Linked DNA regions of Homo sapiens: regions 2 and 3 are each linked to region 1. The links are chromatin loops, found by intact Hi-C in ENCODE. Cell type or tissue: B cell. All regions are shown on one strand. Each heading gives the region's core, and the rest is flanking DNA. Links, peaks and the distances in the headings are about the cores only.

The links. Peaks named below come from ENCODE experiments on the same cell type or tissue, not always from the same donor. Only the 100,000 strongest peaks of a DNase experiment are listed, where the experiment ranks them.
Region 2: a loop joins it to region 1, with 2.7 times the contacts of the local background. A loop is called at or near these places in 5 of 110 quality-filtered maps.
Region 3: a loop joins it to region 1, with 18 times the contacts of the local background. A loop is called at or near these places in 38 of 110 quality-filtered maps.

What each region holds. Positions count from the first base shown.
Region 1 is chr14:100,102,054-100,112,822 of GRCh38, forward strand. The region is part of intron 3 of EVL (Enah/Vasp-like); the gene reads left to right. It overlaps MIR151B (microRNA 151b), which reads right to left and starts at 7,461; the gene lies at 7,366-7,461. MIR342 (microRNA 342) reads left to right here and starts at 7,602; the gene lies at 7,602-7,700. In B cell, for the core only: CTCF peaks have their summits at 6,429 (motif pointing left) and 6,630; a DNase peak (open chromatin) is centred at 6,438; H3K27ac peaks cover 3,150 bases.
Region 2 is chr14:100,149,400-100,160,168 of GRCh38, forward strand. DEGS2 (delta 4-desaturase, sphingolipid 2) reads right to left here and starts at 10,246. Exons shown (of 3, transcript NM_206918.3): 1 at 10,107-10,246; 2 at 1-311. The coding sequence starts at 10,188. LOC124903380 (a long non-coding RNA gene) reads left to right here and starts at 10,638. Exons shown (of 2, transcript XR_007064330.1): 1 at 10,638-10,732. RefSeq lists silencers at 10,033-10,092, 10,193-10,592. In B cell, for the core only: CTCF peaks have their summits at 5,795 (motif pointing left) and 5,997; DNase peaks (open chromatin) are centred at 5,800, 8,342, 8,708, 9,552 and 1 weaker place; H3K4me3 peaks cover 500 bases; H3K27ac peaks cover 279 bases.
Region 3 is chr14:100,051,920-100,062,688 of GRCh38, forward strand. LOC124903379 (a long non-coding RNA gene) reads right to left here. Exons shown (of 2, transcript XR_007064329.1): 2 at 1-1,069. It also overlaps a transcript of EVL not described here. Among named protein-coding and RNA genes, the nearest start is that of EVL, 8.1 kb to the right of the region's middle. In B cell, for the core only: CTCF peaks have their summits at 5,185 and 5,390; DNase peaks (open chromatin) are centred at 5,202 and 7,060; H3K27ac peaks cover 514 bases.

The sequences.
Region 1 (10,769 bases), core at 1,518-9,517:
TCTCAAACTCCTGACCTCAAGTGATCCGCCCACCTCAGCCTCCCAAAGTGCTGGGATTAAGGTGTAAGTCACCATGCCCGGTCTGACTTGCATTTTTCCTTACTGGTAAGGGTGAACATTTGCATACATTAGTAGGCAATTTCATCTTTTCTGTTATTTTTATCAGTACCTTTGACAAGTGCAGCGCAGCATAGAGGAACACAGCCTCCTTGCACCTTTTGCTATATCTGCATAATTTCCCTCTCCCCAGGTGCGTGCATCCTCTAATGACAAAGCAACCTTGTATTTCCTTCCACAAATGAATGGAGGCAGCCTAACGTCATGTGGTATGTTCCAGGCTCATGATAGAGGATAAGTACACCTCCTTGGCTGTCAGGTGACATCTACATTGTCTACATTTTAGGAGTTGTTATTGTTATTCGTGTTTGTCATTCCTTGGACCTTTCCTTCTGCTGGAGAAACTTCTTGTTTAGCTTCTAGAGCCATGTTGGTGGGTCACAGATTCCTTGGCTCTTCCTCGTCTGGCTTCTGAAAGAGACGCCATCTGGTGTAATGATGGGGAAGGGAGAGCTAGCAGCTAAGAGACCTAGATTCCTCCAGAAGTGCCAGAGGGAGGGTTGGCGTTTTTCTCCCATGCTGGCCCCTACCCACCCGTTCCTCTTCTCTCCTTAAAGGGCAGTTCTGACCAGAGTATTTCTCTGCTGCCTGCTGATCTTGGCACCCACCATCATACTGTCACCTACTTTTAAAAATGGACATAAAGGGTGGGCACAGTGGCTCACGCCTGTAATCCCACCACTTTGTGAGGCTGAGGCGGGCGGATCACAAGGTCAAGAGATCAAGACCATCCTGGCCAACATGGTGAAACTCTGTCTCTACTAAAAGAAAAAATACAAAAATTAGCTGGGCTTGGTGGCGTGCACCTCTAGTCCCAGCTACTTGGGAGGCTGAGGCAGGAGAATCGCTTGAACCCGGAAGAAAAAGGTTGCAGTGAGCCGAGATCGCCTCACTGCACTCCAGCCTGGCAACAGAGCAAGACTCCGTCTCAAAAAAAAAAAAAAAAAGACACAAATCAGAGGCAAGATTCTGTGGCTCTGGGGCTTAAGAGGTTGTCATTTTATATTTTCCCAGAGAGTTTTTTTTTTTTTTTGAAGGAAAAGGATACCAAAAGTGACAAGAGCACACAGGGAGCTTTCAGATGAGCTTGTGTTTTTGTTTTCTAAAAATATGCAAACAGTAGAAAGGCACACAGCCAAGGACAGATGTAGAAAAGTCAGCGTCCTGTAGGGATTGGATGCCAAGCTTTTCAAATATTGTTCTCTCCCTGGAATGTTTTCTTACCATCTCTGCTTATCAACATCCTCCCCAGCCCTCTGGATCCAGCCTAGTGCTCTCTCAGCAAAGCTTTCCTCCTCCTTCAACTTCTGTCTCCCCGCTTGGCCTCCTGGGACACTTGGTTTCTGCCTCTCTTTATCCATTTCCTCTTCATTTTGCCTGCTCATGTACTGATCTTTCCTCTCCTACTGGGTTTCCCTTTCTCTGGGAAGACTTCTGTGGCCCCCCATGCCCACCCCAGGTGAGGATGAGGCGCCCCTTCTATGTGCTCCCCATGCTCCCCATTGCCATTCACCACTTTGTAACATTAAGGCCCGGCTGCTGTTTGGTCTCCCACAAGGCTGTTGTGAGAGGCAGAGACACAGCAGCTGACCTGGATCCCCATTGGATCCCAGCGCCCATCACAGTGCATGATGCATCCACAGACCCAAAAGAGCTGTTGAGTGTTGAGTGCATAGATACAAGCTCCTGAGGGCAAGGAGGTATGTGCTTTTCTCTGCGTTTTTCACATCCCGGCACCCAGGGCCCTGTGTGCTGTGGGTATATGCATGCACGTGCTGCAGGAGGGTGCGTGTGAGCGTGTGTGTGTGCATATGTACTTATTCTGAGCAAGTTACTTGATCTCCCTGTGCCCCAGTCGCCTGACCTGTACCTGCCCGTTGGTTGTTCTGAGGACTAACTGTGATCATCCCTTTAGAGTGCTCAGGACAGTTCCTAACACCAAGTAAGTGTTTGGTAAATAGTTGCTGTCTTTTTAAAACCCACTGTGACCTTTTCAGGTGGCACTGGGCCGGGGACAAGTACATAGTCTACCTCTGCATTCAGCAGCCCCAGGGGACTTGACTTTTGAGTTCTTCTATTTATTATGATGGTGGTGGTTTAAATCTTCTTCCTCTCAGGCAGACCTTCAGCCGTTACTTTTCTTTTTCTTTATTGTAATATCTGGTCCTGAAAGCTGAAAGTCATTACTTTCATTGTTGATCAGATCTCTGGCTTTAGCTTCTCCTTTTCTCATATTGGATTAATTGGTTATTTATGTGGATAATACTGTCTCAAAGCATGAGTTATTCTCTGGGTTGTGCCTCCTAATTGGTGAAGGTGGCCACTTGGTTTATTTGAGACAATTCTAAGGAATAAGGAGCTCTCCACACTAGTGTGAGGGCCCCAGGGCAAAAGATGTTTTTCTGCTCCTCAGAAAGTTCTCAGAGAACTTGGCAAGGTTTTTATAAACCCTGCAAAGCTCCCGTTATGATGGGGATGAGGTAGTTCTGCATTAAAAATAGTCATAACAGTTACCAGTCCTCATAATAATTTTTATTGGAACTATCAGAAGTCTGAGTGCCTATTTGAGAAAGAGTTTCCTTGGATGAATCACTGCAGGAACATGAGAAAGAAACATGGCACTGTGAGATCAAATGTGTAGATAAATAATCCCCCGCTGAGCTGCAGTCACAAGTGAATTTAAAGATAGGAAGGGTTTTAGGGGTATATAATCCAGTTTCTCCTCTCTTTACTTTTTTTTTTTTTTTTTTTTTTTTTTAACTTTTGGAGCTACTCCTGTAGCTGAAGGAGAAGAAGGGATGGGAGCTGGCCTCACAGAGGGCTTTGTAGAGCCACGGGGCCCCAGGGTCAGACCTTGTGCCGGTCATGCCAACATCCAGGGCCACCTCCTTGCTGCTCCATCTACTGCCTCCTGTTGGGCAGCTGCAGCCAGTGCCCTTGGCCCTGCATGTTTACTCAATCATGCTACTTAGCATGTTTTATTCAGGACACCTCTTTGGTACCAGCATCCCTACTAGCACGCTAGTCCTGTTGGGAGCAGGACCTGTGTTGTCTCAGTCATCCCTGCCTCTCTAGAACAAGTACAGAGGCGACACACCACGGGGACTCAGGATATGTGTGATAACTGCATGAGCCTTTTCACCTTTTGAATCTCAGCAACCCTCTAAGAACAGGGACCCCAATTCTAGCCTTCCAGACTGAGACTCAGGAGGCCTGGCTCTTGCCCTAGTCCCACCATCTGCTGACTGTGTGACTTCATCAGGTCTAGTGACATTTTCGAGCCTCAGTATCCTCATTTGGAAGACAGAGTACTGATTGTCCTCCACAGTCTTTTGCCAGGCAAGGCGCCCTTCAGGGTGCCGGGTAAGCTGTCATCTGCTTGGTAAGAGGTCATGGTGTTGAGGTAACCAAGAGACCTGGGTGCTAGACCTGGCTGTGCTCTTTCTTTGCATGTGCCTTGGGCAACTCATTTCCCTTTCTTGGACCTTGGTTTCTTCGTCTGTGAAATGTAGGTGGTTATCCGTGGCATGTCTGTCTCGCAGCATGAGAGTCCAAGGGGACGATGGCTGTAGAAGTATTTGAGACAGACAGCCTAGCACAAGCAGGAAGGGCTGTGATGGTGACTAGCAGTAAGTAGTAGTGGTTGTAGCAGCAGCAGCCGCTTGGCCACATCCCAACTGAATAGGGAACATGCCTCCCCTGCCACAGTGTCTGAAACTCTGCAGAAAGTTTGACTGTCCATGAGCTTCCTTGAGTCGGGGGAGAACCTGCCCTGCAAGCCGGGAGGAGGCTCTTGCCCCCACTCAGCCTTTGCCTCGCATGTGGCTTTAGTTACGTTTTGTCTTCTTTGTAGGTGTTGATGTTCTAGACTCTGAAATGGCAGTGTCAGACCAGACAAGAAGCTCTCACCAGAGACAAAGTGGAAACGGAGAGCTGTTGGCGATTTAGGGGACAGCGGGGACAGGTGCACATTGCAATGTGCAGGATCATCCTGCGCAGTGAAGTCTTGTCTTGCGTGTCCCACCAAAACATGCAGTTGAAAAACTCAAGCCAGAGCTTGCTCTGTTTTAAGAAAAAGCACTTATTTTTTTAACCAGGTTTAGTATGTGCTGAATTTTCTAGGAATTTGACTACTGCATCCGTCAAAAGAAAATCATACTTAATTTTGTTTGTAACTTTACCAAGAGTTGTTTTCTGTTTCGTAAAGTCCTATCTCCAGCATCGTCACTGTGACGTTTCAGTCATCCATAGACCTCCCCTTCGTCACATCCCATTTGCAGCAGCAGCACTCCCAGTGGGTCTGTGGGTAGGTGCAAGCGTGGACCGCCTCCGTCTCCTAGTGTAGCTGGGTCTGGCCCTTTATGTGTTGTAATGCACATTTTATTATAGACTGCTTCTCTTTTCTCTCTCCTTTGCAGTACATGTAAGGCATTATATCCGAATTTAGGTAGGTAGGTTATGTAATCTATGAATTTCACTTCAGGATAATGCAAGGATCATTACAAAACATTATAATAAAAAGAGGACCATCGGGCCTGAGAGGGTTGAAGTTTTGTGAAACTCGGGCTGGTTCCTTCCTGCATTGCATCTGTGTCTTGCCTGGTTGTCGCTTAACAGTGCCATGGAGATAGCACAGTGTCTGTCTCATTTCACAGCCAGGAAAACTGAGCCCCAGAGGGAGGAAGTTTGTACTTGGCCCAAACCACTTCCTGATATGACCCAGTCAGGAAGAGAAGCCAGGATGAGAACATGCTCCTCTTCTCCTCCAGTGCCTGGAAGTGTGGTGGGAGCAGCTTGGTCTAGCAGGAAGAGTGCATGTCCTGGAGCCGGGCTACGTTGGGTCTGTGTGACCCTGAGCAAGTCACCTCCTCCATCAGCAGGTGGAATGACACCACAGGCCCGTGGCAGTTCACATGACACGAAGATGCCCGGTGCCTGGTATGTGGCCTTCAGGGCCGTGCCCCATGCTGCTCCTCTTTTTGTCCCCACATCCAGCAGTTTTCCATTAAACCACTGTAGGTCCTCTCAGAACTTACTAGAGTCATCGTGTCATCGTCTCCCATTACTCCAGGAGAGCAGGGCCCTGGTGGCACTTGAGGCAAGACCCCAAGCTGATGGCACTCGACCACATAGTGGGAGTGAATTTTAAAGAAAATCCCCCTCAAAGCCTCTGCTGGTGTAGAAGGCAGATAGTCTAGGCCGGGGTAGGGCCAGTGAGTGGGAGCCAGGGAAGGAGGCTTGGGTGTCATGAGACTGGGTTTACATTTACAGATGACAAAACCAAGACCCAGTGAGGGGGAGGATGTGTGCAGGCCACAGGACAAGTCTGAGCAGAACCATGGCCACGCCCAACGTTCCTCCACTAGCATTCCCTCATGAAAGATCACTTTTTCCAGGCCAAGGACCAGAAAAGGACCAGGCTTTAGGAAGAGGGCCGAGGTGCATGGAAAGCAGTGCTGGTGAGGAGAGGGTTGAGTAACTGGATTTTGACTGTTTCTTCGCATTTGGTTCTCACTAATGAAATCTTGTCAGACGTGCCCCTGCTGCTGGATTGGGTGGGGGTGGGACAGAAGCATGTGTGGTCAAAGGCAAGTTTATTTGCAGTTTGGGGGTTGAATGCAGTGGATTTCAAACTGGATATTTTGAGGAGTTCCAGGGGTCCACCAAGGTATACCAGGGTCCTCGCCCTGATGCAACCAGAGTAGTTCTTCATCGACTTTATACAGTGGGACTCTGAAGAAAAGAAAAAGGAAAACCCCATAGCTTAGTGGGAATCCGGGCGAATTAAAACACAGGATGAAGTGCTTGTTCTCTTTGGCTCTTGGAGCATAATGTATGTCCTTTTCCTACTTGGTTTGCGTGTAATAACATCATTGGTATATTTCAAAATATGAAGCTCCTGGTGCTGGATAATAAATGTTTTCCCAGTTTTTCAACCTCTTATGTCCTTCATTGATGCCCAGTGGCCCAGGGGCTGCACCTTCAGCACAGTGTTGAGAAAGAGCCCCGGAAAGGGACTTACAGGCAGACCTTCCCGGGAAGAGTCAGGCCCAGCTCCATGTGCTCTTTGGAGGGGAGTGGAAGGTTGTTAAACCTCATAGCTCTTGGAGGTGGGGCTGAATTTTGCTTCTTGTAAACCTCTTTCCATTGGAAATTACCTCTTTCTCCCCTAAAGAGAAGGAAGTACTGGACTGTCTTCATCTCCCTGGCTGCCGAGGCCATTTGACACCTTGTGCCACCTGAGAGAAAGCAGGCCCAGCATGGCCCTGCCTGAGGGGAACAGGACGGCAAGCCCCTGGCCTCCTGCCTGCTCCCAGCTGCCCTCTGGCGGCCACTTTCTGAAAGCCGGATATGTCTCTTTGCTGACCCACCCCTGTTCTCACCCCAGGGCTCCAGATGTTGTATCAGGCAGGGCCTTTGTACGCCTCCATGCCAACAGCTACCCAAGTCGCACCGTCAGTCACACTCTTACTCAGGCTCTCCTGTGCCCCTGGCCCTTCTTCCCCTCTCACTTTTCCCCACACTTCTAAAATCTCACTCGTCCTGTCAGAATGTGGCTCCACAGATGGAGCCTTTCCCAGCCGCCCCGCTCCCTGTGACTTTGCACTCCCTCCTGCACTCCCACGGGGCTTTATTTTTGCCTCTGTCCTAACAGTCAGCTGCCACTTGGCCTGTCCTGCTATTCCCACTGCATGAATCTAGTCAGGTTGGAAATTCAGAAAGTGGCCTCTTTGTCTCTGGACCCCAAAAACCCACACATCGTCTGCCTTATAAGCTCTCAGTATATCCATCCCTGGCTGCAGGAACACACCAGGACCCAGAGGCTGCCGTGCCTGGAGCCCTGTCTCCTGACTCAGCCCAGGCCCCAGCTCAGCATCGAGGTCCTGTGGGACCATGTCCAGCAGTGAAGGCTGTGCATTGGCCTGAGCCCCTGGTCCCTCTGACTCACTGGCTCCCATTTTCACCACCTGCACTGCATATTCTCACCGTCTCTCCCCTGACACTCTCTCCCCTGAAGTGTTGTAATGGGGTTGTAACCCATCCACCTTCTCTTGTCCTTCTTCAGTCTGTCCTCCCTGGGCTGCGTCTAAAGGGGCCCCGCCCCTGCCCTCATGCATGTTCTCTCCATACTCCTGGTCACCTTCTGCTCATCCTTTGCCCTGCTGTTGTGAAGCCTTCCCAGTGCCCCAGAAGACCTCAGGCACCCCTTCCCAGTCCTCGCACACTGTTGGTGTCCCATTTGTTTGGACCCTGGGTTTGTTTGTCTAGACTGTGAGCTCCTCGAGGGCAGGTGTCTGTTTCTGTGTCTCGGGAGCCCTGAAGAGAGACTGACACATCAGAGGTGTCTGGTGACTGAACAAGCTCCCAGCTTGCGCCCATGTCATATTGTGTGCCTCTCATAGCCTGGCACTTCCTGCCATTGCATCCTTCTCTGCAGACTAAGATGGAGTTCCTGAACCAAGACCGCTTGCTGGCCAACCTGTGAAACTGGGCTCAAGGTGAGGGGTGCTATCTGTGATTGAGGGACATGGTTAATGGAATTGTCTCACACAGAAATCGCACCCGTCACCTTGGCCTACTTATCACCACCCCAAACAGAGGAACACGCCTTCTCCAGCCACAGCCTATGGAAGGGCCTTCAGCTGCTGTGGCCCCGAGGTGTGCATACTGTGGAAGGAACTTCGGACGTGAACTCGGATCTGGTTCCAGTACCAGCTGTGCCAGGAGTGTGCCCTTGGGCATGTCACTGACCTAAGACTCAGTTTCGCCATCTGTGAAATGGCTGAATCAGACTCACCTCACAGGGTTGTTGTGAGGGTACCATGAGATGATGTTTGTAAACATTCTTTGTCACCTCTAAATTACTATAACAGTTTGAAGTTACTCTTTTTAAAAAAATTATTTGCAAAGGTAACTAACAATATCAGCCGTGCACAGTGGCTCATGCCTGTAATCCCAGCACTTTAGGAGGTCAGGGGATCACTTCAGTGTGAGAGTTCGAGACCTGCCTGGTCAACATAGCAAGACCCTTGTCTCTACAAAAGCATTAAAAATTAGCTAAGTGTGATGGCGTGTGCCTGTGGTCCCAGCTACTCAGGAGGCTGGGGTAGCAGAATTGCTTGAGCCCTGGAGTCTGAGGCTGCAGTGAGCCATGGTTACACCACTGCACTTCAGCCTGGGCAACAGAGCAAGACGCTGTCTCAGGAAAAAAAAAAAAAGGTAACTAACAATATCAACTCCTGTGTGGTGCCAGCAGCCATCACGTTGGGACACAGAGGGAAGCCAGGCTTCTTGGATCCTGATGGTCAGAGAACACTTTCTGAGGGAAGCGGGGCTTGAACCTGGGCCCTGCAGGGCTGGGGGTGAATGGGGGGATCTGATGAGGAGGAGGACGGCGGCACCAGCAGATCTTGGTGGTTTGGAAGTTCAAATCAAGATCTGAGAAGAGGCTCTGTCTGACCCTGGGGGTCTCCCTCGGCACATTGGTAGTACTGTGCATGCCTCACGGGTGCCCCTAATTTCAGAGCATCCCACCTGCATCCTGCTGCTGCCATTGTCCTCCTCAAAAGAGCTGCTGGCTTATTGCAGTTTACATCCTAGAGAAGAGAGGTCTCCTCCTTCCACCAGTCCCAGGATTATCTCCCTAACGCTAATGGCGAGATTCCTTTGGAGTTTTAGTCTTCTGTAGATACAGCCCAGGCGCCATGTGCCCAGTCAGGGTTTGAGATAGGTGGTGGTTCATTCCCCAGCCTTGCCTCACCAGCACCTTCCTGACGCCTCCTGGTAGGGCTCAGGAAGCAGCCAGCTGAGGTGTGCCTGCCATGGTCAGCACAGTGGTTGACAGAAGTGGCACAGATTGTGGGGGCAGGTGACAGGGTACCATGCCCTAGCTCCAGGCACCCGCTCCACCCTGTCACATGGAGCAGCTGTGAAACCTTGAGCAAGCCATTTCACCATTCTAAGCCTTAGTGTCCTCATTTTTTTTTTTTTTTTTTTTTTTTTGTGATAGAGTCTAGCTCTTGTTGCCCAGGCCGGAGTGCAGTGGTGCAAACTCAGCTCACTGCAACCTCTGCCTCCCAGGTTCAAGCGATTCTCCTGCCTCAGCCTCCCAAGTAGCTGGGACTACAGGCATGCGCCACCACGCCCGGCTAATTTTTGTATTTTTAGTAGAGACAGGGTTTCACCATGTTGGCCAGGCTGGTCTTGAACTCCTGACCTCTGGTGATCCACCCACCTCGGCCTCCCAAAGTGCTGGGATTACAGGTGTGAGCCACCGTGCCCGGCCAGTTTCCTTGTCTTTAAAATGGGTGTGACAACCACCTCACAGAGTTGTCATGAGGCTCAAATGATAAAATAGATGGGACTGTGATTTGTAAGCATATGGCACAGTGAATGCAAGTTGTTCCTGGAGTGCCCAATCCCTAGATACTGGGATCTCACCCCTCAGTCGTAGCCAGAGTCATTTCATTCTGGTGTGCCACCACCCAGAGCTAAGCCGTATACTCCTTACAGAAAGGAACAAACCCCTTCCTGGATGCTCTTGTGCCTGGATCTTGGCTCCCTGAGATTGCAGGGAGATAGCAGGAATTACTTTCTCCATTTTAAGAAGGAAGAAACAAAGGCTCACAGTGCTAAGAAACTTGCCCCAGGCCACTCTGGTGAATGCAGAGCTTAAGGCCCAGAGCCCAGATGTTCTGATTTCCAGTCCAGGTCTCTGCCCAGTGGACCAGACTGCCTCTCAAAAGACCCTGCTCAGCTGGCAGCCCCCCAGCTTTCTAAACTATAACCCGGCTTGGTCAGAGGTTGATTATTATAAACACTTAACCTGCCCCATCTTTCTAGCCACATACCCACATCTTCGAAAGTGAGGGAAGAATTCATTCACAGCTGTTTTCTTTTTTCCTCGCGTAGCGTGTATCATTTCTTTCCTAAGGAAGGAGTTTTACAAGTAGCCTCCTGCCAGCTTCAGCTCATATAGGATAAAAGCCAGCTCAAATATTTTGGTAGATAACTCCGGAGACTCAGAAAGCCAACTGCTGAACTTGAGATACAGTTTCCAGTTTGAGAGTGGACAGGCTGCGAGTGTTTGAGGCCCTGCCCCCTGCCTATCTGCTGCCTGCCCTCTCTCATCCAGGTGTCCATGCAGCAGGGGGTTTCACAGCAGCCACTGTCTGACTGGCTTGCTCCTGCATTTAGCCCACTCTGATCCATTCCCCGCAAAGCAAGCAGACTGCATTTCACCTCTCAGTCAGGTCTCAGTCCTTGCCCAGAACTCTCTAGGATTTTAGGCTTAACTCAGAATATAGTCCACATCCTTACCAAGGCCTGCTTAGCCCGGCATGCTGTGGCCCTGGCTGTCTTTCTGAACTCACTTCCTCCCTACTCTCTACCTCTCCTCCTTCATCCCAGTTACGCCATGCCCCAGATGTGCCAAGCATGCTCCTAAAGTCAGGGCCTCTACACCCAAGGCCCCTTGTGCCCAGAATGTTTTCTCCCCAAAACCTCAGGGCTCCTTCCCTCACTTCTTCCGGGTGTCTGCTTATACCACGTAATCGCAGAGTTTGTCTTAAGAACGACCCACACACATTCCTTTAATTCTCATTCTCTGCTGTGTTTTTCTTCCTACATGTTGTGTCTTTATTTGTTGCCTG
Region 2 (10,769 bases), core at 1,836-9,835, 48 kb after region 1:
GTGGTCCACGTGGTACTTCTTGAAGGAGGCGGCGTAGGGCACACCCACGGGCAGGTTGGCGAACACGGCCAGCCAGCGGTTGCGTGCCGCACGGCCCGTGCCGAAGGCCGCGTTGTGCGAGATGTCGTGGATGGCCAGCGTCAGCGAGTGGTTCACGCAGCCACCAAAGGCGTAGGCCCAGAACAGCAGCCAGCGCCAGGCCAGCCCGCGCACCAGCCAGCAGGCCAGCATCTGCACCAGCACCAGCACCAGCACCGCCCACTTGAGGCGCGGGTCTGGCCGCATCAGGGCCTTGATGGCCGGGTACTTGGCTGCAAGGAAGACAGGGAGGTATGAGGCCCCGCTCGGTGGGGCTGCACCCCGCCCTCCTCCGCTCCCACTGCAGTGGCCGAGGGGTGAGAAGGTGGGAGTGGCCAGCAAACCTCGCTGGTCCCTTTGCCCCTGCACACAGGCCCTGTCCCTCGAGGGCCCGCTGGCCCCCACCCTGGCCGAGCCTCATCCCACCAGACTCAGAGGGCAGGACTCCAGCAGGGGCACATGTGGCCCACGCTGGCAGATGGGCCCTGCTGCTCCCCGAGCCAGGCCTCATCCCAGCTTGTTCCCACCCAGCAGGTCTGGGCCAGCGAAGACGATTCAGAGGCTGTGCCTTGATGCCGTCTGTGTACTCAAGCACACGGGGAGCCTCAGCCAGGAGGTGGGGACCCAGCGCCCGCAGCAAAGTGGTCCCAGGCAGGGAAGCAATGTCTCCTGTCAGGCAGGGCAAGGAGGACCTGCTGGCAGCTCCCACTCAGGAAGGCTCTGGCCCAGGCGCAGGGCCAAGGAAGTCGCATGCAAAGTCCCCTTTGTGTGTCTGTATGTAGGCTGAGACCGCAGGTCCGAAGGCACCACTGCCCACTGCCTCCCTCTTACCCAGGGACGCCCCTGCCCCCAGGGCAGTAGCCAATCCGCCTGGGGGCCGGCCAGCTCCAGCCCCACTCCCACCCCAACACCCCCCCCCGCCCCGCCCCCATTCCACAGGCAACCAGCCGCTGCTTCCCCTTGGAAAGAGACCAAACCTTGGGGCAAGAGGGAGGGGCAGGCCACACCTGTGCCAGGTGAGCCACAAGCAGGCAGCTCTGGGGAGGGCCAGCCCAGGCCTCCAGCTTTTGGGTGCAGGCAAGCATCAGCCACTTCTGCACCCCTCAGAGGTGAGAGCCATGACAGAGCCTGGCAGCCCTGACCTTGGAGAATGGGCCTCACTTTCCCCATCTGCTGAACAAAGATGCTAAGTTCTGCCTACATGGTGCGCCCTCAGGGTCCCTCCCTGTGCCCTGTGCAGCCGCCTTTCAGGGAGCCCCGTGCCCTTCCCGCTTTCCTCAGCACCTCCTAGGACTCAGCTGCCCCTCCAAGCCCCAGCCTTCCCTCAGGGGCCCCACTGTGGACCACTGGAGAGAGGAGAAACCTGCACACAGAAGGACAGCAGCGCCCACCCTACCAGCCCCTCACCCGGCCCCAGCTATGGGCTGGTCCTATCTCCCATGGGTGTGCTGGGGCCTCCGGAGCCACTGGGACCCCAGAAACAGGCACTGGGCTGGCCCATCCAACAGGCATGCCCCTAAGTCCCCTCTGAGTGGACTCTGGGCTGTTTCCAGTGTGGCACATCTGGCAAGAGGCCTAGTGCAGGCGGGTCCCAACAAGCCTCAGGGGCCCAACCCCAGCCATCACCTGGCCAATAGCAGGGGCCCACCAGCCTGCGTCTTCCCATCTGGGAAATGGGGACGCCATTCCTCTATGCCCGTCAGGCTGTGGAGTGGCCAGCACATTAGTCTGAGCCCTGGGGGTGCCAGCACTCAGTAGGCACAAGCTGGTACTATTGTCATTAAAGGAAGTGCTCTGATCTAAGAGGAAAAGCTGGTCTTGGGGCGATGGCCTGGCCCTGGCTTGTTTCAACAAGAGCAGGCCCAAAGCTTGCAGGCTTGGGAGCCACCAACTGGAAGTAACTAAAAACTGAGCAGTGCACGAGGCAGCTGAGCATGGGCAGCACAGGGCGCGACTCAAGGAGGGAACAGATGCAGGGAGCCCCAGGTCACCTCACCTGCCTGCAGGCACCTGCTGGACTGCAGCACGTGGCTGAGGGACCCCCAAGGAGCTGAACGAGCAGAGAATGGCACTCAGGGAGCCCGAGACACCCACACTGCAGGTACAGGGGGCTCCTGCCAAAGGCCTGAGGCCCAGAGAAGCTTTGCTGGAGCAGGAGCTCCATGACAGTTCTGAAAACAGCAGCTGCTGGAGCTTTGCACCCAAGGAGTTCCAGAGGTGGCACAGGCTGGGAGTCCCAACCCACTGGGCAGAAAGGCCTCACTGAACACCCCAGCCTCCAGTGGGCCCCCCGGAAGCCCTGTCTTAGGAGTGGGTCTACTCTGCACCCACCCAAGGTCAGTTGACTGACTCCTTGACAGGAGAAAACAACCCACGCTTTTTGCAAAGATTGCAAAGATCTACCATCTTCAGCTCCAGAGCGCCCAGGTCCCTGGGGGAGTGGGAGTGGGGACGTGCCAGGAACACTCGGGACCACGCCATGCAGACTGGATGTGCAGGAGAGGGTCGTGGCTGAGGTCACCCTGGGTACGGTCAGGATGGAGTAGTAACTGAAGCCAGGGCTTGGAGGTGGTCAGCTGCCAGGGGTCACAGAGGTTCAGGGACAAGAAGAGAGAGCAGGTGTCCCTCGACTTAGCCAGGTCATGGTGTCTCAGCAGGAGCCATTCCGGCACAGCCCGAGGCAAGGCGAGGGTGAGATGAGGTAGCGAGGGTGGGTCTGCCTAGGGCATGGGGCAGGGAGGGCAACAGGGAGGCACCAGAGGACGGCAGGATGGGAAGGAGATGCCAGGGTGGGCGTCATGGAGATGCCAGGGTGGGCGTCATGGAGATGCCAGGGTGGGCATCATGGAGAAGGCAAGGGTCACTGGAGCTGGGTGCCAAGGGGACTCAGGAACTCCTCGAGAGCTATGGAGCATTATTTCTGGGTGTCTGTCAAGGTGTTTCCAGACTGGCAGAGGGTAAGTGGACTGAGTGAGGAAGGCCCGCCCACAATGTGGGCCAGCACCATCCAATCAGCTAGGGCCCCGATAGAACAAAAAGGCAGAGACAAGGGTCTCCCTCCTGTCTTTCCCTCCCTCTCTCCTCCCATCCTTCTCTACTTCTCCCACCACTTCCCTCTCTTGGAGCTGCAACACACACTTCTCTAGTCCTTGGATATCAAAACTCCAGCCTTTGGACTCCAGGAACTACACCAGCACCCTCCACCCTCCGCCTGCTTTCAGGCCTTCAATATCATACTGAGGGTTCCACCGTCGAGTTCCCTGGTTCTGAGGCCCTCAGACTCAGACTGAACCACGCTACCCCTACTGCCACCCCTGGGTCTCCAGCTTGCAGACAGTCTGTCATGGGACTTTACAGCCTCCATAATCACATGAGCCAATTCCCCTAATAAATCCCCTCTTCGAATGGATGGATGGATGGATGGAAGGAAAGAAGGAAGGGAGGGAGGGAGGGAAAGGGAAGGAAGGAAGATAGGAAGATAGATCGATATATCGATTGATCCAGGCATGGTGGCTTACATTGTAATCTCAGCACTTTGGGAGGCTGAGGCAGGAGGTTTCCTTGAGCCCAGGAGGTCAGGATCAGCCTGGGCAATATAGCAAGGCCTTATTATGCAAAAAGTTTAAAAATCAGCCAGGTGTGGTGGTGTGTGCCTGTGGTCCCAGCTACTTGGGAGGCTGAGGTGGGAAGATCGCTTGAGCCCAGGAGTTCGGGGCTGCAGTGAGCCGCAATTGCACCACTGCACTCCAGCCTGGGCGACAGTAATGGCAAAAACAGATAGATAGATAGATAGATAGATAGATAGATAGATAGATAGATAGATAGATAATAGATGTGAGAGATAGATACATAGATCCTATCAGTTCTGTCTCTCTGGAGAACACTAATACAGGGCCTCTTCCAGGGCCTCAAAGAAAGGGGGACAGGGAGAATGGGTGGGGCTGGGGAGTGGGAGTCAATGGGTTCCATGGCCTTGGGCCCCATCTTCTCTGGGCCACAAGAGAGGGGGAAAGCCCAAGGCAGAGAAGGACAGGGAGAGACACAGCTCCCTGGCAGCCCCATGAGGAATTGCAGGCCTGCATGGGCTCTGGCTAGACACCCAAACCTGGCCCAGCCTGGGAACTCTGTCCTGCTGTGGGCACTCAGCTGACCTCAGGTGTGACTCTGCCCTTCCACACCTCCAGCCTGGATGGCAGGAGTAGCTGGGAGACACATGTGCCTTGAGGGCTCTCTGCTCCGTGGGGCAGCACAGAGCCCGACGTGCACAGCCACCTGGAACCAAGATACACAGACCCACACAGACGGTTTCCAGCAGCGGCCCCAGGTGAGGCACAAGGCATCTGGGCAGGTGGCCATGAACAACAGCTGTTGCTAGAAGTCACCCTGTCCAGGCAGGACTCAGGAAGGGTCTGAGGTCAAGGGAGGTGCAAAGAAGGGCCCACCAAGGTGCAACAAGGCTGACCGAGCCAAGACTTGAACTCAGGACCCCCGACTCCAGGCCTGCACAATGGTGAGCAAGGCCCCGATGTGGACTCAGACTCCATCAGCACCGATCTAGTGCTTGGCTACACTGCCACAGAGCACCCAGAGAAAATTCTGGATCAGATCTGGGCGCAGTGGCTCACACCTGTAATCCCAGCACTTTGGGAGGCTGAGACGGGCAGATCACTTGAGGTCAGGAGTTCAAAACCAGCCTGGCCAACATGGTGAAACCCCGTCTCTACTAAAAATACAAAAATCAGCTGGACAAGGTGGCGTGCGCCTGTAGTTCCAGCTACTTAGGAGGCTGAGGCAGGAGAATTGCTTGAACCTGGGAGGCAGAGGTTGCAGTGAGCCAAAATCACACCACTGGACTCCAGCCTGGCAACAAAGCGTCTCAAAAAAAAAAAAAAAAAGAAAGAAAAAATCATGGATCAGGCTCAGTCAGACTCCTGTGTGCCCTTGGGCAAGCCCCTGTCCCTCTCTGGACCTGTCTCCTCAGTCTCCATCTGTAAGGCATCTGCTCTGACAGCCTCTGTGGCTGGGAGCCCATGGAGGTGGGGTCTTCCCTAGGGGCCTATGGAGAAGAAGGGGCAGCAGATGCCAAGGTGTGAAACGTCTGCACACTTATACCAGTTAGCAGGCTCACTCATAAAATGCCAGAGGGCAGAGCCAGAGGCAGGGCCTGCTGAAGGGAGGCCAGCCCAAAGCCCCCTGCACCCACAGGACAGTTGCATCACCCTGGTGCGACTCTGATGGGTTACAGCCTTTGCCCAGAAATGCTCCTGACAAATCTGCTGAGCCATTGAGCAGAGGGACCGCATCAGAAACAGGCAGCCAGGCCAGAGAGGCTGCTGTACCCTTGCCTCCAAGAGTAGCAGAGACAGGGCCCCCCCACGCCACACCCCTACTCCCAGTCACAGGCCACTCCACCCCTGCCCCTCCTGACTAGCTGGCAATAAAGTCACTTTTGTCTTGTCCCCAGCAGGGCTCCCAAAAGCAAAGGGGCCTCTTATCTCTTCCACACTGGGCCCCAGTGAGCCCCCAAGCCCTGGCTCTGGCAACATCTAGGGAGACCTGCTGTATCACCTTCCCAGGGAGGCCAAATGCCATCATATGACAGTCACTCACTGGCCACATGGGAGGTGCCCGTCACTGCCCATCATCCCTCCAACATTCCACCTCTGCCGCCACCTGCTTCCCAGCTCCCTGTTCCACCACAAACCTGCTCAGGGTTGACGATGCCACCTGGTGGCCACAGCAGGAAATGCTTCCATACAACGTGGCCTCTTCCCCACCCATCCACAGCTGAGTAACCTGACCTGGGACAAGCTTCTCCTCACAAAGGCAGCAAAGCCCTCCTAATCCCCTCCTTCCTAAACTTCTTCCTCCCAGCCCTGGCCTAATGCTCTGGGAAGCCACCTACCCACAGCTTCCATCCCTGCCACCTGAGGTTTTGTGCCAAGAGACAAGCCTGACCCTGTCCAGTGTGGGAGGCACCCTGGGACCTAGTTGGATCTGGAAAGTGTGGCAAGTGTCCAGCTTCTCACCAGCCGCTCACTAAACCTGCCTTTCATTTCCAGTGACAAATATATACTGAAGATCTGGGAGCAGCCAGGCCCCCGTACGTTACAGAGATGGGTTTACCCTGCAGCCGGGCAGCTCTGTGGCTGGGAGATGGAGCCCCAGGATCCCCTTGTGGCTCTGGCAGTTTGGTCCTGGATTTTACCAGTTACCACTGACAGAGCCTCAGCCCCGGCCTTTCTGAAGCAAATAATCCAGCAACAGCCAGCAGTTTCGCTTCCGGGATTTCCTCTTTTGTTTTTCTTTATTTGAATTTTTGTATTACCATGTGTGCCCTGCTTTCATAATTTAAAAACAAACAAAATTACAAAGCTATTCATTTTCAAAAAAAAAACAAACCCAGAGCTTGCCTCTTACTCCACCGGCCACGCCTGGCTGGGTCTCTGATGGGGCCAGTCTCGCTGGCTCCGGTCCTGCCCTTTCAGGTCAGGGAGCCTCAGCCCTGGCCTAGGAGACCCCACTTTCTTAGGAAGTTATGTTCTAGGGAGCATGTCCCCCTCCCCGGCAGGAGCTGGAGATGGACTTTGGCCCCAACCCACAGAGCTCCTGGAGCCAGCTCTTTGCAAGGACTTCCTGGATTCTGACTGTCAGATTATGATCTTTATTGAACATCCCTGGGCACCCAGGAGCTTGGCATAGGCTGCAGGAGCCAGCTGGGTGGGGCAGGAGGCTGCCTGAGCACCAGCCTGGCCTGTGTGTTCCCCGGCAAGTTGCTTCCCCTCTCTCAGCCTCACTCCTGCCTCTTCTATAAAGAGATGCTGGCAGTTACACAGAGCATTTCTCCAAGGCCTGGGAATAGCATAGGCATGGAGGAAGCAGAGAGTATTCCCTGTCCTTAGGGAAACGACAGCCCTTGCCAGGTCTCTGAGACATTAATCATTATCATCGCAGCTGATACTCATCGAGTCCTGGAATAAGCACTTTACATATCACCTCGTTTAATCTGCACAGCAGCCCCATTAGGAAGGTATGATTTATTAACCCCTTTTCATTTGCCCAGGCCCCAACTCCTTCATCTGTTTACAGACTCACCCGTGGCTAATAAGTGGGTGTCAGGGTCCTTGCCAGGGGTTCAGCTCCACAGCCAAGCTCTTGAACTGTGCCCCAAAGAGCCCAGAGCCCAGAGGGCTTGGAGCCATGGAGGGGAACCCAGAGGAGGGGTCCCCATCCAGCTGGGCCAGGTCTGGGAGCAGTGGAGGGGCTTTCTGCAGGAGGTGGGACTGAACTGAGCGAGCAAGGCTAAGCAAGACAGAGCCTGGCAGAGCAGGGAGGAGGGACATTCACCTGGGGGAACAGCTTGTGCCGGGGAGGGAGGGAATGGCACATTCCAAATTTATTAGCTGAAAACAACAGGTGGAAAGGAAGCCCCTGCTTCCGCCCTGCAGGAAAGGGAGCGTGGACCAAGCTGGAGGGCCCGCCCTGAGGACTTGTGCTCCCCAAGCCCTGGCCCCAGGTGCCTCTCCCTTTTCCAAGTCTTTCAACCTTCCTAGCCACCACCTCCAGAAAGCCTCCTGGATTGGTTCCAGGGCCTGTGGCTTCCCTCTTTAGAGAGAGCTCCTTCCCCACGTCCTGGAGGGCCAGGTACCACCTCGGGCACCTTCCCAGCTGAGATATCATCTCATCCTCACACCTACTCTGCCTGGTAGGACGACTGCCCGTTTTGCAGATTGGGAAAGTGAGGCCACAGCCCAGAGTGTCTGGATCCCTCCAGGTGGCCCTGAGGTAGGCCCAGCTCCTATTCTATGGATATGAGCTCCTAGGGACCAGGACACTGGCTGCCATGTGCCTCTTGCCTTTTCCACATGGTGCCAGATACCCAATGAGTCCTGTGAAGTGAAGCTGGGGATAGCCAGGGGAGGGGACAGAAATGCAAACAGGGCCAAGGAGGCCCCTGCTCCAGCCTCAGCCCCACCTCAGACCTGCTGAGGGGCAGTAGCCAGGACACCTGCCCTGTTCACATGATGAGCAGGGAGGGAGGGTCAGATGACCCCCAAGGTTCCTCCCAGCCCTCCCCAGGAGTTCCACAGCATACGGGAGGCAGCTACCACTGCTGGGACCAGACGATGCTGGGCTGCAGCTCACCTCCCAGGAGAAACCACAGCAGTCACAAACCCACATAGAGGCTTCCAGCTCCTGAGGCCCCAGTTACCCCGGGATGCAGTCACAGGCTAGCCACCCAATGTATCTTGGGTTTCAAACATTTAAAAGTCATGGTATCTCAGTATGCTGCCATGGGATTAAAAAAAGAGGAAGAAAGAAAAAGTTGGCTGGGCGCAGTGGCTCACACCTGTAATCCCAACAGTTTGGGAGGCAGAGGCGGGTGAATCACCTGAGGTCAGGAGTTTGAGACCAGCCTAGCCAACATGGTGAAACCCCATCTCTACTACAAATACAAAATTAGCCGGGTGTGGTGGCGGGTGCCTGTAATCCCAGCTACTCAGAAGGCTGAGGCAGGAGAATCGCTTGAACCTGGGAGGCGGAGGTTGCGGTGAGTGGAGATCGCATCACTGCACTCCGGTCTGGGCGACAGAGCAAGACTTCCTCTCAAAAAAAAAAAAAAAAAAAAAAAAAGTTGTTCAGGCCAGGCGTGGTGGCTCATGGCCCATGCCTGTAGTCCCAACACTTTGGGAGGCTGAGATGGGTGGATCCCTCGAGCTCGGAAGTTTGAGACCAGCCTGGGCAACATGGCAAGACCCTGTTTCTAGTAAAAATACAAAAAAAATAGCCGGGCATAGTGGTACACACCTGCAGTCTCAACTACTCAGGAGGCTGAGGTAGGAGGATCAGTTGAGCCCAGTGGGGAGAGGTTGCAGTGAGCTAAGATCGCGCCTAGCCAACATGGTGAAACTCCATCTCACTACAAATACAAAAATTAGCCGGGTGTGGTGGCAGGTGCCTGTAATCCCAGCTACTCAGAAGGCTGAGGCAGGAGAATCGCTTGAACCTGGGAGGCGGGGGTCGCAGTGAGCCGAGATCGCGAGACTCTGTCTCTAAATAAATAAATTAATTAAATTAAATAAAACGCCCGATTAAAATGTGAAACCTCCATCAAATAAGTGCAAATTAAAGCCACAGTGAAATGGTATTGTTTCCCCAATCTGACTGAAGATTACAAAGTGTGGCAACGCGCGGTGCTGACTTAGGCAGGGCGGGAGGGGCGGGCCTGTCTCAGCCTGTGGCGATTTGGTGGCATCTGGCAAAAGCCACTCTCCAGACGCAGGCCCTTTAACCCCGTAAGCCCGGGCCAAGGACGACTCACCGGGGCCACCTTGCTTGTGGGTGGGATGGGGCCTCTGGCATGAACGAGAGTGACTCCGAGTGGGTAAAGATGCCCTCCTCGCAGAGGACACGAAGCAACAAGGAAAACAGCCACCACGTAATAAGCGACATGCCAGAATAGAAGGATTCTTTAGTACAATCTTTGCTTTTTTCAAAGAAAACACGCGCGCCTCTCATTCGCGTTTGCTCCCTTCCCGGCGCTCATCCGCCCTGAACTCCAGCCTGGGGCGCCCGTGGCCGCGAGACCCAGGGGCTCTGAGCGCAGCAGGCGCCCAGTGACTGCGGGTGGAGGCCCCGCGTCGCGCAAGCTGCCTCCGCGCCAGGGAGCGCGTGCGCCTCGTAGCGCGTCCCGGGGCCGCCCCTGCGCCCTCGCGTCCCAGCATCCCAGAGCCCCGGCCCTGGCCCCGGGAGTGGCTCGCGAGGAACAGCTGGGACGCGCTCCCTGGCGCTCGGACCCGTACTGGGGTCCTCGGAATCCTCAGGTCCCAGGGAGTTTCAGACCCGGCCAGGGTGGGGGACCCTCGGGGAGCCGGCCGGGGACCCCAGGGAGGGGAGCGGCAATGGCGGAACGCCCACTGGAATTTGGGCCAGAGCTGGAGCGGCCCGTCTGGGCTCGACCCCACGACGCGACTCCAGACGGGCCAACGGGGCGGTCCCCACCGGGGTGGGCCCCGCGCGGCGCTCACCCAGTATCTCCTTGCGCCGCTGCGTGTGCGGCTGGTCGGTGTAGACCCACTCGAAGTCGCTGCGGCTCGCGCTGTTGCCCATGGTGGGGCGGGAGGCGCCGTTCGGAGCGCGGCCGGCTCGGCTCTGCTGCACCTGTCGCGGCGGCCGCGGCGCGGAACCAGCTCTGATTAGGGCGGGGGCGGGGTCCCGGCGGGGCGGGGCCAGGTGCGCCAGGCTTGGGGCGGGGCACCTCTGGCTGGGCGGGGCGGCCGGGCCCCGGCGCTCTCCAGACCCCGGCGGGTAGCTGGCGCTTTGGGAACCTCAGTTGCCTCGGTTGGAAATGGGGCTCCCCGGCAGGACCGAGGTGGCCGCGTGCCATCTGCGCGAGTCCCTGGGTCCCTCGATGCGCGGGGGCGACTGCTGCCACCGCGGCCTCCCACCGGCTCTGCGCGCCCCGCCCACCCGCGGGCAGCCGTCGGGTTTTTACCCCGGCCCGTTCTCTCCGCAGCCCCGACCCGCTCGCGGGCACGCCCCTGTGGCTCGCGCCGCCCCTGCCCCAAGGAGGAGCGGCTGGCAGGATAGGGGGACTGCGGAGGATCGGCGTGGAATGGATGCGACGGTGCCAGTAAACAGGCGCCGAGGAAAGGTTGGTGCAGCAATCCTCCCTTCCTCCACCCGGCCCT
Region 3 (10,769 bases), core at 888-8,887, 51 kb before region 1:
CCCCTTCCACATTTTACGATCTTCCTTACCTTACCTCAGGACATAATACCTCGGTGGACCAAACAGAAATAGTTTGAAAACTCGTTGGCCCTAAAGGAGAGTCTCATAAAAGCAAAGCAAAGAAGGTCTCTGTAAAAAATAACGGAAGGGCAGGTCTTTTTTCTTCCAGGCTACCAACTCATGGTGCATCCCCATGCCTTACCTATCTGGTAGTTGGTTTTAAAACTAAGAATCCCGAAGTGCTATGCTTTCACTGTGATGTGTATAGCATGTTTGAGTTGAAAATAAGGTCAAACTTTTTCTGACAGAAAGTAAATCTGATTCGCCTGAATGTTTGACAGAGCAGACAGGCTTTGCCAATTATGTTCTATGTCAGACCTTCTTTGTAAATTCTGAAAGAGCTTACACTTACATATTAAATTGCATTTATAAATTTAATATATTGAATGCATGCATGCCATATATAATGTTTCTAAATATTACATCTTTTCGCAACCATTTAAATTTACCTTGAAAAATTGTAGATGTCACCTTAAAAATATGCAGGAGGGGCCAGGCACGGTGTCTCATGCCTGTAATCCCAGTACTTTGGGAGGCCAAGGCAGGAGGATTGCTTGAGCCCAGGAGGTCAAGACCAGCCTGGGCAACATGGTGAAACCCTGTCTCTACCCAAAAATACAAAAATTAGCCAGGCATGGTGGTGTGCACCTGTAGCCCCAGCTACTTGGGAGGCTGAGGTAGGAGAATCTCTTGAACCCAGGAGGCAGAGGTTGCAGTGAGCAGAGATTGCACCATTGCACTCCAGCCTGGGCAACAGCAGGAGACCGTGTCTCAAAAAAAAAAAAAATGCAAGATACATAGGTTTTCTAAATACTTTTAGAAGGTATGTGTATTAGTCTGCTTGGGCTGCTGTAGCAAAATACCATAGACTAGGTGGTTTAAACAAGACATTTATTTTCTCACAGTTCTGGAGGCTGGGAAGTCCGAGATCAAGACGCCAGGCAGTTCAGTTTCTGGCAAGGGCCCTCTTCCTGGCTTGCAGATGGCCACCTTCTTGCAGTGCACTCACCTGGCAGAGAGAGAGAGTGCACATGAGAGCATGCACATGTCTGGCATCTCTTCATATAAAAACACTAATCCTGTCAATCAGGGCCCTACCCTTAGGAGCTCATTTAACCTTAATTGACTTTCTGCAGGCCCTGTCTCTAGTTATAGTCACATTGAGGGTTAGGGCTTCAACATATGAATTTTGGGGGCCACAGTCAGTCCATAGCAGTACACAAGCAAAAGAAAGATTAACATAATAATAGCTTTTAATTCTGCTGTCTTATTCTATATTTTCTATTTTTTATGCTTTTTCTCCTCGTTTTTTCTCATTTCGCCTTCTAATGGATATATTATATTTCTTCAGTTGGTTGGAAAACTATAGGTTCTATTTTTATTCTCCTCATGGCTACTCCTCCCTTAGTGTGACCCATGCTTATACGTATTTTTCTTTATCGTCGTTTTAAAATTTGTCAGTGTCTGCAGCTTCCTTGTCTTTAATATACTCTTACTGCCTTCTGTTCTTCATAGAGTAACACCCTATACGTATACAAAAGTTGTTGTGTCTGGAATTTTTGAGCAAAGTTATGGATATTTTATTTAAAAATAGTCATTGATTATCATTGATTACTCAAACATCATTAAACCTTAGGCAATAAGAAACTTTATGAGATTTTTGTTTTAATGTGAATGTACTAAACACCACTGAATTGCACACTGTAAAACTGTGACTTTGTAACCACCATCTTTATCTAGTTTTTATATATTTTTATTACCCAGGTTCAAGCTATTCCCCCACCTCAGCCTCCTGAGTAGCTGGGACTATAGGCACATGCTACTGCACCCAGCTAATTTTTGTATTTTTTGGTAAAGACAGGGTTTCACCATGTTGCCCAGGCTGGTCTCAAACTCCTGGGCTCAAGCAATCCTGCCTCAGCCTCCCAAAGTGTTGAGAATACAGGCGTGAGCCACTGTGCCCAGCCCCTCTTGCATAGTTCTTTTTATCACAAAAGGAAGTTCCGTATTAATTAGTCTCTTCCCTCACTCTGTATCAATCATATTTTTTGCATTTTATTATTTTTGGACTTTTTTTTTTTTTTTTTTTTTTTTGAGACAGAATCTCACTCTGTTGCCAGGCTGGAGTGCAGTGGCGTGATCCCAGATCACCGCAACATCTGCCTCCCAGGTTCAAGCGATTCTCCTGCCTCAGCCTCCCAAGTAGCTGGGATTATAGGCACGCGCCACCACACCCAGCTAATTTTTGTATTTTTAGCAGAGATGGGGTTTCACCATGTTGGCCAGGATGGTCTCGATCTTCTGACCTCATGATCTGCCCACTTTGGCCTCCCAAAGTGCTGGGAATACAGGCGTGAGCCAGCGTGCCCGGCTGACGTTTTGACATCTTTACGCGGCCATGTTGGCTGGGGAAGAGACTGCCCCTCCCAGGGTTAGCTAATTCCTAGAGACAGTAAGAAGCTTTTGTTGGTGAATCTGTCTTTCGTATACAAACCAACCAATTCTGAGTCCATACCCCAGCCACTTCCTTTATCTGATGCGCACACACCAAGCCAATATTTCCCCTGCTCTAAATCAACCCAGAACCAGGTCCCAGACAACTAGGGACACCTCCTAGGCCCCAAAGCCTGCTAGAATTATTCAGGTATAGCTTTTTCTAAGCCATTTATCGTGCCTGCCTTGCCTTCTCTGTGGAAGCCCCAGTAAGGGCTGTGGCCTGTGCCTTCCCCTGGCTCCTGTCCCCTTATTGACTCTGGTGCTTCCCCCGTGGCCCTGCATGTTGTGCTGTGCCTCTTATTTTGTGGGGGAACTGTGAATGACATTAAACTTTTCTTTCAATGGCACTGACCTCTTTGTGTCATTCTCAGTGACCTTTATAAATTAACACCCAGGCACACATCCCCTGTCAACCAGCCTGTGACAACCACTAATCTGTGTCCTGGCCGGGCATGGTGGCTCATGTCTGTAATCCCAGCACTTTGGGAGGCCAAGGTGGGCAGATCACCTGAGGTCAGGAGTCAAGACCAGCCTGACCAAAATGGTGAAACCCCGTCTCTACTGAAAATACGAATTAGCTGGGCATTGTGGTGCATGCCTGTAATCCTAGCTACTTGGGAGGCCGAGGCAGGAGAATTGCTTGAACCTGGGAGGGGGAGGTTGCCGTGAGCTGAGATCGCACCATTGCACTCCAGCCTGGGCGACAAGGGTGAGACTCCTTAAAAAAAAAAAAAAAAATCTGTGTCCTCTCTCTTTAAATCTGCCTATTCTGAGTATCATATAAATGTAATCATATAATATGTGGCCTTTCGTGTCTTGCCTTTTTCTCTGCGCATAATGTTTTCTAAGTTCTGTCTATTGTACCATGTGTCAGTACCTCATTCCCTCTTCATGGCTTAAAAGTATTCAGTTGGATGCTCCCACTTGCCATACCCTGCTATTTATTCCTAGGAGCAAATTTTCTTTTTGCTAGAATATATACAGTAACATTTTTCCAAAGAAGGTCTGTATCTGGAAAACTTTCTGAAATCTTGTATACCTAAAAATATATTTCTTTCTTCCTTACATGTATATGATAGTTTAGATTGGTATAGACTGAAAAGTAAGGTTCAAAAATTTGTTTTCTCCAGCATTCTGAAGATAATATCTCATTGTTTTACCCTAGCTGAGGTGTAGAAGTCTGGTCTGATTTTTGTTCCTTTGTAGGTGACTTGGTTTTATGTGGAAAGCTTTTAGAATTGTCTGTCTCTGCTGTACTTAGATATCGTAATCAGTGTTTGTGTCTGTATGTGTGCATGTGCACACTTACGTTGTTGTCTTTTTTCTTTTTTCTTTTTCTTTCTCTTTTTCTTTTGGAGACGGAGTCTTGCTCTGTCACCAGACTGGAGTGCAATGGCTCGATCTCGGCTCACCACAACCTCTGCCTCCTGGGTTCAAGCCATTCTCCTGTCTCAGCATCCCGAGTAGCTGGGATTACAGGTGCATGCCACCACACCCTGCTAATTTTTGTATTTTTAGTAGAGACAAGGTTTCACCATGTTGGCCGGGCTGGTCTCGAACTCCTGACCTCACGATCCGCCCACCTCGGCCTCCCAAAGTGCTGGGATTACAGGCGTGAGCCACCGCGCCTGGCCCACGTTGTTTTCGTATCAGTTCTGTTTGGAACGCTGTTGACCCTTTCAGTCTTGAGCTCTTACATCTTTCTTGAATTCTATAAAATTATCTGTCATTTCATCTTTTTTTTAATTTTTTTTTTGCTTCTGAGATGCCTTTTACTTCTGTAGTCCCTGTCCCTTTTTCCCTACCTGATGTTTTTGGGTCAACTCTTTGACCCTATTCTAAGTTTCTCATCTTTGCCTCTTCTGCTGAGCATACTTACTGAGTTCTCTATTTCAGCAATTATATTTTTATACTAAAAAAAAAATTGCTTGGTTGTTCTTCCTTATGGCTTACTCTCACTTAATGTTTTAAGTATCTTCCCTTGTGTCTCCAAAGACATTTATTATACCTATTGGATTTTTAAATTCTGTTTCCCATGGTAGAGGTTGCTTCATTTGTTATCTGTCTTTTAAGTTTTTCTTTTATGCTACTTGCATTTCTCAGAGATGTTATAATTTCCTCCTGGAAATTAGTAATGATGTCCGTAGAATATTCAGTTGCCTTGGCTAGCACATGTGGTCTACTTCTGCTGCGGATGAGTTTAACCAGGAGTGTGGTTGGAAGGGAGTACCTCAGGGCAGGGTGGCCTGATATTGGAGGCTAGACTCAGCAAACTCTAAGCTTGAAAAAACGAGGCCCTATCTGTCCCCTTTTCATATCACTAGTAATTTGTGCACTTCTTGAGTCCCAGTCCTTTCAGGCAAAATAGCTTAACAAAGATTCTGAACACACACCATGTACCAAGAATTGGGCTGCCCACAATTGATTATAAAAGATGAATAAAAAATGATAGTCCCTTCCTAAAGGGTAATGCTCTGTGACCACTAAATAGATAAAATTTCAAAATACAGAAGTAGCACAGCAGCAGGAATAATTTTCTCTATCCTGGGGGCTCAGTAAACACTTCATTAAAGAAGATACAGGCAAATTGGATCTTGAAGGACAAACCCAAGTTTGCCTGTAGATGGGGTAAGAGGTTGTTTCAGGAGGTGAGGACAACTGTGTTTACAAGGCACAGGAGCCTGAACCACCAGGGCATGTGCTAGAAACTAGATTTCCCACTCCCAGGAGTCCAGTGGTGGGATTTTTACCTTTCCCCTTTACTTCTCCCTTTATATGATGAAAGATGTATATGGAGAAAGATTATATGTAGCATAGTGTCCTCATGAACACCAAGTCCACGGAAGTCTAAGGTCACAGATATCGGTGAAGAGCCATATTACAGTCCCCCTAAGAGACTGCTCAGCTGACATCGGGGTTTCTTTATTTGGCCATTCACACTTTCTTTCCAGATGCTGTAACTCTGGAAATAAAACATTTTCTGAGGACAAGTCTCAGATCATCAGAAAAATGATTTGGAGTTTGTTTTTTTTTTAATCTGAGTTTGTTGTTCTTCATGTCTTCCCTCTGGTATAAGAAACAGTTGGACTTCACAGAGCAGGCAGGCTTAGGCAGGCCCTATCAGCAAGAGCTGGAACTGAACTGTGAGTGAACTGGAAAGGAAAAGGCAACTTTTAGCGTCTTGTGGCTGGCTGAGCTATTTTAGTGTAAACTTTTTAAAGAAATGTCTCTCAGGCAAAGTGGTTGAGAATACCAGAATCTCTGGCAGATCCAATTTCCATTTTGGTTTTTGGAGCCATAGTTGAGGTTCTAGGAGTCAAATAATGATAGCACATATAAAATATTATATTTAAAAAGCCTAATGCAGCATTGTTAATAGGATTTCATAATGTGTTAGAGACTGTAACTAATTTTGGGTAGCCATTTCTCTGTCCTCCTTTTCTCTACTCCCAGGACACAAGGGCTTTGTACTCAAAACACCCTGCCTTCTTAACACAAATTCTCATGAAATGTCATTATTATACAAACATAATTCATTTCTTGTTAGTGAAAGACCCTTTCATTCACAAACATCCCAATGAGAAAGAAAGAGAAGTGAGGTTAGTCTGTTTACAGAAAAGAAAACTAAAATCCACAGAAGAAAGTTGACTTTCCCAAGTCACCACAGCAAGTTTTTGAACTAGATCTCCTAAGTAGAGTGTCTTCTAGTATAGCTCTGTGATTTATTTTCAGCCCACTCTGCCTTCTCTTGGAGTCTGGACACATGGAAAGCACATCTTTTAATTCAAGTCAACACAGTTGTTGTTTATTGAGCATTTACTGTTTTCAAAATCCAAAGCCAAATGCCTTAGGATTTAATATCAGTATCCTGTGTGAGTGTTGATGCCCGTCTTCCTCATTCATTCATTCATTCATGTATTCATCTATGCATAGTTATTCATATGATCACCACTTACACTGTACCTACTACCTAAGCAGTATACCAGGTGCTGAGCGCAATTCATGGTTTCACATTATAAGATGCTACCTCAAACAGGATACGTTTCTTAACTTGCTCACTAAATTGCGTCACAAGTGCCAACAGTTCCTATTCTATCTTTCCAACATTTTCTATTGCCCTGACATGAACGATTTAGGAATTGGTACCACTCCTGCAGTACATGGTTATTTATAAGATCATTTTTTTTTTCATCGGACCTGGAGACACCAGGGTCAAAGTAGAGACCTGAATGCCCAGGAACATACAGCATGTCAATAACAAAGCAAGGGTTGGAATCCCTATCTCATAGCACCCTACTCAGAAAGCTTGCCACATTTTTTGCTTCTTTTCATAATTCTTCTCAAGTGCTTCATTAAAGCTAGATGATAGAGTTAAAATAGTACTCTATTTTATCTACGTACGTGTAATTGGAGTGCCAAAAGGTTCACTCTTACCTGTTACCTACCTAGTGAAACTGATAAAAGACAGTAGTAACGTGTGAAGGACAGAGGAAATGAGGGGTGAAACTGAAAGGCACTTCTCACAGAAAAGATGTTTACTCTTAGGCTAGCATCTTCAGAAAATGAAAAAGAATACCCTTTGGTAGTTTAATAATCATATTTGACTTCTGCCTCTGGCCATGGCAGAATAATGGTAATGACTTGCTCTCTTGACAAAAGCAACTATGAAACTGTGTAAAATATGTGAAGCAACTGAATATACAAAGGGTACTGAGACTCATAGAAGATATTAAATCCCTGCCATTTTCAGACATTGGACAGATAAGATAGGACTTTGATTCTTGAGAGAAGAAACACCATGAGAAGCCCCTGGCTTTCTGCCTGCAGTCACTATCTAGTCTTGGCATGGAGTGGTGGAGCCCAAATGGAAAGGTGATTTTAGTCAGCTCAGTGGGCAGAAATTAGAATTCTACGCCACTGAAATAGTTGGACTTTGCAGGGCAAGGAACTAGAGAAATGGAAGCCCTGTGACAGGGCAAAGACAGCAGAGTTCTGTGTAAGGATTCTATTTGGATTGTTGGCTGAGGGCTGGGTGTGCATGTACAGAGTGAGATTCTTCATGAGGCCTGGCAGAGATCGCCTGCTGTAGGGCTGAGAGCTGAATGATGATGCCAGAGGTCATTCAGTTCTGGGAGATGTTGCAGATCCGGCTTAACCTGAATGAAGAAACCGCCCAGAACACCTCAGGCATTCAGTTGAGATCCCAGAACTGTCACACTTTAGGAGTAGGACTGTGCTCTTGAGTCAGATGGGGGGGTGGTTGCAGAGGAGGGGGATACCCTAGGGCTAAGTTCAAAATGGAAATAGAACTGAAGAAAGGTTTGAACCAAGCTTGGTAGCACCAAAAGGATCTGCCAGTAATTTCCCTGACTACCAGAACAGACTTCACATCTTTAAAGAAAGATAGCATAATCCAGACTTTCTGCAATGTATCATACAGTATCTAACATACAATCATAAGTTAGTAGACATATAGAGTCAGAAAATATGACATATACTTAAGGGGAAAAAAGCAGTCAGTAGACCCTGAAATGCTCCTGAAGTTGAAACGAGCAGGCAAGTTCTTCAAATTACCCATAATAAATATGTTCACAGACTTTAAGTAAAAGGTGGATAAAGTGAACAAACAGGAAATCCCAAAGGAGAAATGGAAATTATAAAAAACTTGCCCAGTGCCGGGCGCGGTGGCTCACGCCTGTAATCCCAGCACTTTGGGAGGCCGAGGCGGGCGGATCACGAGGTCAGGAGATCGAGACCATCCTGGCTAACACAGTGAAACCCCGTCTCTACTAAAAAATACAAAAAATTAGCCGGGCGTGGTGGCGGGCGCCTGTAGTCCCAGCTACGCGGGAGGCTGAGGCAGGAGAATGGCGTGAACCCGGGAGGCGGAGCTTGCAGTGAGCCGAGATCGCGCCACTGCACTCCAGCCTGGGCGACAGAGCGAGACTCCGTCTCAAAAAAAAAAAAAAAAAACTTGCCCAGTGAAAATTCTACTACTGGAAATGAAATGAAAAATTTACTGGATGAGACTAAAAGTGGATCAGAGATCCAGAAGAAAGGGTAGTGGACTTGGAGACAGATCAATAGATATCTAATCTGAAAAATGGGAAAATATTTTAAAAAGAATTACCAGTGCCTTGTGATAATATCAGGAGGTCTACATACGTGTAATTGGAGTGCCAGAGGAAGAGGAGAAAGAGAATGAGGCAGAAGAAAAATAATTGAGGAAATAATGACCAGAATTTCCCAAATTTGGTGAAAAGCCTTAAATTACATACCTAAGAATCTCAGTGAAACCCTAGCAAAATGAATGCAAAAAGAACCACACCTAAACCCATCAAAGTCACACTGCTGAAAACGAAAGAAAAAGAAAATATTAAAAATGACCAAAGGAAAAGGGATCCATTGCATACATTATATGTGAATGATGGCTGACTTCTCAGAAACCATGGAGGCCAGAAGACAATGAAACAATACCTTTAAAGTGCTGAAAGACAAAAAAAAAAAAAAAACCTCAGTATTCTCTATTCACAAAAAGTGCTTTGAAGCTTGAAGACAAAGATGTTTTTCAGATAAAAGAAAACTAAGAGAATGTATTGCCAACTTACCTGTTGTACAGAAAATCCTAAAGGAGGCCAGGCATGGTGGCTCACGCCTGTAATCCCAGCCCTTTCGGAGGCTGAGGTGGACGGATCCCTTGAGACCAGGAGTTTGAGACCAGCCAGGGCAACATGTTGAAACCCTTCTCTACAAAAAATACAAAAATTACAAAATACAAAAAATACAAAAATACACCAGACATGGTGGCACATGTCCTTAGTCCCAGCTACTCAGAAGGCTGAGGCAGGAGGATCATTTGAGCCTGGGAGGCAGAGGTTGCAGTGAGCTGAGATCACCCAGCTTGGGTGACAGAGCAAGACCCTGTCTCAAAAAAAAAAAAAAAAAAAAAAAAAAAAGAAATGCTAAAGGAAGTTCCTCAGGCTGCAAAAAAAAAAAAAAAAAAAAAGATACCAGGAAATTCAAGTGCTCGGGGATGGATAAAGATTACCAGAAAAGAGAAATATATGAGTAAACCTAAAGACTTTTATTTCTTCAATACACGCACACACGCACATGACTTGAACAATCCCGGGGTTAGGGTACTGGCCCCTCGAACAGTTGAAAATCCACCTAAACTTTTGCATCCCCCAAAATTTTAGCTATTAAGAGCCTGTTGTTGACAGGAAGCCCTACCAATAACATAAGCAGTTGGTTAATACATACTTTGTATATTATGTGTATTATACACTGTATTCTTATAATTAAGCTAGAGAAAAAATTTTATTAAAATCATAGGTGAAAATATGTTTTCATTAGTTTCACTAGTCATTAATTGGAAATGGATTATCTTAAAGTTCTTCATCCTTGTCATCTTCACATTGAATAGGCTGAGGAGCAAGAGGAAAAGGAGGGGTTGGTCTTGCTGTCTCGGGGTGGCAGAGGTAAAAGAAATTCCATGTGCAAGTGGACCTGGGTCAGGCATGGTGGTAGCTCATGCCTGTAGTCCTAGCACTTTGGGAGGCTGAGATGGGAGGATTGCTTGAGCCCAGGAAGTTGAGGCTGCAGTGAGCTGTAATCATACCACTGTACGCCGGCCTACGCAACAGAGTGAGACCACATCTCAAAAAAAGAAATAGTAGTATAATGGACCTGTGAAGGTCAAACCTGTGCTGTTCAAGAGTCAGCTGTGTGTATATATATATATATGTATATATATATATATGACTGTCCAAAACAAAAATATGTAACATTGTATTTTGAGTAACATATGACAGCTACACCATAAAGGATGGGAATGGAGAATGAAATTATGCAATTATGAAGTTCTTAACATTTTACTGAAGTGGTACAATATTAACTCTAAGTGTACCCTACAAAGTTAAGAATGTATATTGTAATCCCTAGAAAGACCTCTAAAAAAAAAAGAGGTATAGCTAAAAAGTCAATAGAGAAATTCAAATGGAATTCTGAAAAGTATTTAGTTTACCCACAAGAATACAGGAAACGAAGAACAGAGGAACCAGAAACAGATGAGACAAACAGAAAACAAATAGCAAAGTAGTAGACCTGTATCCATCTACATCAATAAACTAAATGTAAATAGACTAAATACCCCAATTAAAAGATAGAAATTGTCAGACTGGGTGAAAATGCAAGACTCAGTCATACACTAC